Linked DNA regions of Mus musculus: region 1 is linked to region 2. Evidence: chromatin loops called from intact Hi-C (ENCODE). Cell type or tissue: left cerebral cortex. All regions are shown on one strand. Each heading gives the region's core, and the rest is flanking DNA. Links, peaks and the distances in the headings are about the cores only.

Region 1 (2,811 bases), core at 116-2,615, 360 kb after region 2:
CTTAACCTCAAAGAAGACCACAAATCACACATTAGGTCATCTCTTTTATGTGACCTTACTAATCACCACCTTTTTGGTGATTTCAAATTCTTCCATTTGGGTGACCAATAAGATTTGTCCTAACTCCCAAAGAAGTTTTTATTATTACCATTGCTTAATTCCTAAAACAGACAATATGGCAAAATGTAGCTAATTTGGAAATATTGACCTCATATAGCCAGCCTGAAAATCATATGTGACTCAGACATATGCCTGCATGCTCATAGAAAGGGGGGGAAAAAAGGAAGAAGAAAGATGATGATAGAATAAGTTGGGCGTGTGCATAGCAGGAAGCTCAGTGCATTCTTGACACATTCTCTTTCGAAGTACCATAGCAAAGGCACATGACCGTTTATGTCTTTAGATGGAAACATTAGCCATTGTAGTCATGGGATGTAATGATATCTAGAAGCACAGTATCTTTTATAAGTTTAGGAAACTGTGGTGTAGTTAGCTAGATAGTAGCCTTCTGAGTCCTGGGAATGGATTTCTCTAAGAAGTAGATGCCGGAAGATTGCAGCAGAAAGAAGCCATGGTAAGGAATTAAATATGATGGGAAAAAATGGGGAATCAATATAAAATTGATACTTACTGCTTTCTGTAAAAACGCAATTAGGATTTTATAAACATAAGAATTGATTTTTCAATGGTAAATAAAATTCTAACAGTTAAACTGGCTTTTTGCATAGCCCACAATTTAAATGTTCAGAATAGACTGAGACAACGACTGTAATACGTGGCAAATTAAAGTCAGATACTCTGTTCCTGATTGAAGAAGTGTACAAATCATGGAAACTCTGAATTTATCAAAGCCAAAATTTGAATTTACTTTGCCCACAATATCCTCTGAGGCAAAGGCTTTCCCAAACAACTGAGTGATGCTGACAGACAGTTCTACCTCCCATTAGAGGTAAACGATTTTGTTTTTTTTTCCTGTTTTGCTGAATAAACTACGTTACTTCCTCTTCTAGCTGTAAAAGCCTGCAGTTCACTACAGGATATCTGGGTAGAAAGGGTAAGGTTCTTGGCTTTCTCTTCATACATTCAAAAATAGAACTAAAAAGCCTCTGTGAATTGAAAACGACAGTGTGATTTTCTGCTGCTTCCACTGAAAACTTAATTCTGAGTCTGCTAATATCTTACCTTTGGGGGGATATATTGTTATGAAGAATGGAGACTTCAGTGAGGTAATATCTATTTATAAGTTTAAGTGGTTAAAATGTTCGCTGAAACTGCTGCATGCTTTCTGAGAGGAAATGTGGCTGTCTAGATAGAAAGCTCCTTTCTCTACAATTTAGCATGCCACTGACAAAAACCAGGGGTTCAGACTTGTAGTAAACATTGCTTCTAACAATTCTGTGTTAAAATTGAGATTGTGGTTCATTAAATGCATTTTTGTTAGTGTGAGCCAACGGGAGAAAATAAACTTACAATTTTAAACCCATGGTTTGTGTCAACCAAATTAAAGCAGCATTCAAGTAGTAAATGCATCTAAGTGCCTTAATCTTTTCATAAGATGAGACTTGACATGTTTTCTCAGATTGGGACATTTTCCATGCATGCATTTTCCGGTGGGATGTGATGGCTTCAAATAGCACAAAAGGATTTTCATCAAGCCCTAGAACTTAGCACAGCTGTCGAGTCTCAATGGGGCTGATTCTCAGCTTACGATGAACATTTCTTTGGATGTATTTTTAATTTGAGAACATGGGAAGCATTTTCAGAAGGCGTTCCAAACATTTTGCTGTCTTTTTTAGAAGGAATTCCTTCTGTGGTTTTAAAAAAACGTGTTCTTTTTAAAGTCTGCTAATTTCACATGTGGAATTTGATCCTTCTATATGTAAAATTATCCACGTGTGTAAAATTACATGATTTTATGTGAGATTGTAAGCCTTAGTAAAATATGTTTAATGTATTTATTAGGAAAATATAAATAAAACCTATTTACATCAACATTTTCCTTCTCCTGAGATGAGGAAATCAGTGTATTTTGTACATATTTAATTTTCCCCAGAGTGAAGTGTTGAAGATAGTAAATAGCACCTTTAAAAAATTGTCCAAATGGAGTTTTTTTCTGTAAAAATTTAGGATAAATGCTTTATTGTACTACTGTTTTTTTCCAGTAACAAAATGAAACTAACAGCTGTAGACTACATGAGCGTGACTCACAGAATGGCACTATGTGTATATTATGGTTGCCAAGCGGCACCATACTGTCTGCTATTGAGAAAGCTTTGCCTAATCTCCCTGACCACAAGTATGGGTGGGGCTTTTTTCCTATAGCAAAGTTGTTCCAAAGTGACTGATACTGGGGCCAGTATATGAAATCCAGGCAGGCTAAGAAGCTGCAAAGCTCTGGGAACCTCAAGAAGGGCTGAAATCAGCAGCATTCCCTGGACAGACCCTCTTTAGAAACAGTTTTGGTGGGGTTGTGACAAAAGATGTCCTCAGAAAACTTAAAGTTCTGGGTGGAGTTTTCGCCACCAGACAGTTTCCCCTTCCCCCACTCCACCCAGGAAGTTTAATGAGAAGAAAGATCAGTTGTTCAAGTGGCTTTTGAGACTAGATGAGGGAAGAAGGAAATTAATCATCCGTGTGTCCCTAGCAGCAGACTTTTAACACAAAGTTGGAGCTTAGTAGGGACTAGATGTTTGCTGAATTGTAGAACCCTAGGGGAAGGGAGAGGTTTCTGTTGGCTGACTCTGTGCTGATGTCTTACTTTCTGCAGCTGTGAATGTGTGTGTCCTAGAAGGCTGAGAAAGAAATTATTCA
Region 2 (2,811 bases), core at 158-2,657:
GGAGACCCTGTGCTCTGTCCAATGGATGACTGTGAGCGTCCACTTCTGTATTTGACAGACACTGGAAAAGACTCTCAGGAGACAGCTATATCAGGCTCCTGTTAGCAAAATGTTGTTGGCATCTTCAATAGTATCTGAGTTTGGTGGTTGTTTATGGGATGGGTCCTCAGGTGGGACAGTCTCTGGACGGTCATTCCTTCAGTATCTGCTCCAAACTTTTTCTTTGTAACTCCTTCCATGGCATAAGGTATATCTTAAAATATATTGTTGCATGTGGGACCGGAGAGGTGGCTTAGTGTTAAGAGCACCAGCTGCTCTTTCAGAAGACCTGGGTTCAGTTCCAGATACCAACAGAGCATCTCACAAGTGTCTGTAACTCTAGTCCCAGAGAATATGACCCCCTTCTTGGACACCAGGTACATACGTGTTGCAGATACACATACATGCAGGCAAAACACTCACACATATAAAATAAAAATAAAAATGAATTGCTGTTGTGGGAAGCTCAGACTATTTAAATTGAATTGGGGTGTGAAGTGTGTTGATATTTCTTCATGGTTAATTATGATAACACTACCTATTAAGTGTCTGAGGGTCTGTTCTATTTCTTCAGAAAACATTAAGCAACAAGGCTCTTATGGGACACAACTTGGTGTGGTGTCAGTTTTGCCATTTGGTAATATTGATATAACTCTTGGGCTTATCACTCGGAACTAACTCCATTCATGAGGTTTTTGTTTACAAGTCTTAGAACGATGAGCTATATTTCTAATCTACGTCTATGTTCTGTTTTATGGTTATGTATCTAGTCTTCAGCATTTGTTTTATAAGTCCCTTTGAGTATCTCTATTCTTATAATTGTCATACAATTTTCATTTTTCTCAAGCTCACAAAAGGCCTTTTGTTGGCCCCTTTGGATTGAAATTGTAAGTGTTCTAGTTTTCCTTAATACTTTGTTGTGTGTCTTCAGGCAAGGCACTCAAATCTCCCCTGGCCTTCGTGTCCCTGTATTAAAAGGATAACAATATCAGCCTCGTGGTGTTTATATGGAGATCAGATTTTTTCATGAACTCTGCACAGGTGGGATGCACGAATCCTGGGGGAAGTGAAGAAAGCCACTCTGTACAACTATTCATTCCTGAGCACACATGTAGCAGCTGCTAGATTATTCTCCTACAGGATTTCATAATAGAAAATTTGACAGCAAAGCATCCTTCTGTTGAGTGAATCCTGCAAATCTGTCTTCCAAATTTCAACACTTCCATTTTACCAAGATGGTATGTGAGGGAAAGTCGTGTTCCTCAGGTTCTTGCAGTTTTACCCGTGTGTGTGTGTGTGTGTGTGTGTGTGTGTGTGTGTGAGAGAGAGAGAGAGAGAGAGAGAGACAGAGACAGAGACAGAGACAGAGACAGAGACAGAGAGACAGAGAGACAGAGAGAGATAGAGAGACAGATAGAGTCAGAGACAGAGACAGAGAGACAGAGCTTGAAGGTCAAACAGCATATGATTCAGGTTTCCCTAGGTAGGGTTCACAGGTCAGTTTGAAGAACCACGCTAACTGATTCAGATGCTCCTAGATTCGTGTGTTTCTACCATGTACCACTAGATGGTGCTATTATAATGTGAATTAAATTAAATGCTGGTTAAAAAGAAAAGCATTTGGTCTTTTTGTCTCCCTTAAGAAAGGAAAGGAAGAAAGTGTTAAATTTTTTTCTAATTCAACCACAAGGCTCAGCTGCTTCTGTCCATTGGTTGGTTGCAAATACCTGCATCTGACTCTTTCAGCTGCTTTTTGGGTCTTTCATGATAGTCACAATAGGTCCTTTTTTGTGAATGTTCCATAGCCTTAGTAATAGTGTCAGGCCTTGGGACCCCTGTTGTTGAATTAGGGAAGGCTGAAAGAAGTTGAGAAGAAGGGCAATCCTGTAGGAGGACCAGAAGTCTCAATTAATCTGGACCCCTGAGATCTCTCAAACACTGAACCACCAAACAGACAGCATACATCAGCTGATATGAGGCTCCCAACACACATACAGTAGAGGACTGCTGGATCTGTGTTCATTCAGAGATGATGCACCTAACCCTCAAGAGACTGGAGGCCCCAGAGAGTTTAGAGGTCAGGTGGGGTGGGTGTGGGTGGGGGCATCCACGTGGAGACGGGGTGGGGTGGGGAGGAGGTGTGGAATGTGGAGCAGTTGGAGGGTGGATGGAGGGGTGGAAAATGGAATATGGAGTGTAAAAAATAAATAAATTTAAAAATAAATAAAAGCATTCTTGCATTAAAAAATTACAATTTTTTTCTAGAACATCTCTTCTGAGCCTTCATTTCCAGCACAGAACACTGTTTCTTGAACAGACCTTTACCAAAAGTCGTTTAGGGTGACATTTTGCAAACATGAAAGCAAAACAAGAGCTCTTCAAATAGTTCATCATTTATTTCTTTTCCATTAATTAAATCCACCATTTAAAAATAATGCTACCCCTTGTGTTTTGAAACCTTGTACTCTGGAACTTCATATAGTTTCTTTTGGAATTAGGATACTTGAGGCTTACGTTCTTAATTTTTATTTATTGAGAGGACAGACACAAATTCTTTTGTGACTAAGCTGAGACCTGCAAATGTTCTTCCAAGAAAAATATGTATGTGAAAATTTCATGGGATTCCAATATACCCTGAAGCTCTGACATGGATTATATGAGAGAAACTGTGATCATGCACTACACAATGATCCTTTTGTTAAGAAAAGAATGTGTATAACCCGTCCCATAGTATGCTGCCAAGTGATGTCTTAGCTGTCATAGTTGGCCCAA

Evidence for each region. A loop is a pair of places that touch in the nucleus more often than their neighbours do. Peaks named below come from ENCODE experiments on the same cell type or tissue, not always from the same donor. Only the 100,000 strongest peaks of a DNase experiment are listed, where the experiment ranks them.
Region 1: it touches region 2 in a loop (5-fold over the local background); 25 of 42 quality-filtered maps call a loop at or near these places.

What each region holds. Positions count from the first base shown.
Region 1 is chrX:107,148,574-107,151,384 of GRCm38, forward strand. It overlaps P2ry10b (purinergic receptor P2Y, G-protein coupled 10B), which reads left to right and starts at 354. Exons shown (of 2, transcript NM_001122596.1): 1 at 354-574. In left cerebral cortex, for the core only: no CTCF peak of the experiment used is centred there; DNase peaks (open chromatin) are centred at 1,600 and 2,312.
Region 2 is chrX:106,793,256-106,796,066 of GRCm38, forward strand. No RefSeq gene overlaps it. Among named protein-coding and RNA genes, the nearest start is that of Rtl3, 46 kb to the right of the region's middle. In left cerebral cortex, for the core only: a CTCF peak has its summit at 1,601 (motif pointing right); DNase peaks (open chromatin) are centred at 1,632 and 1,829.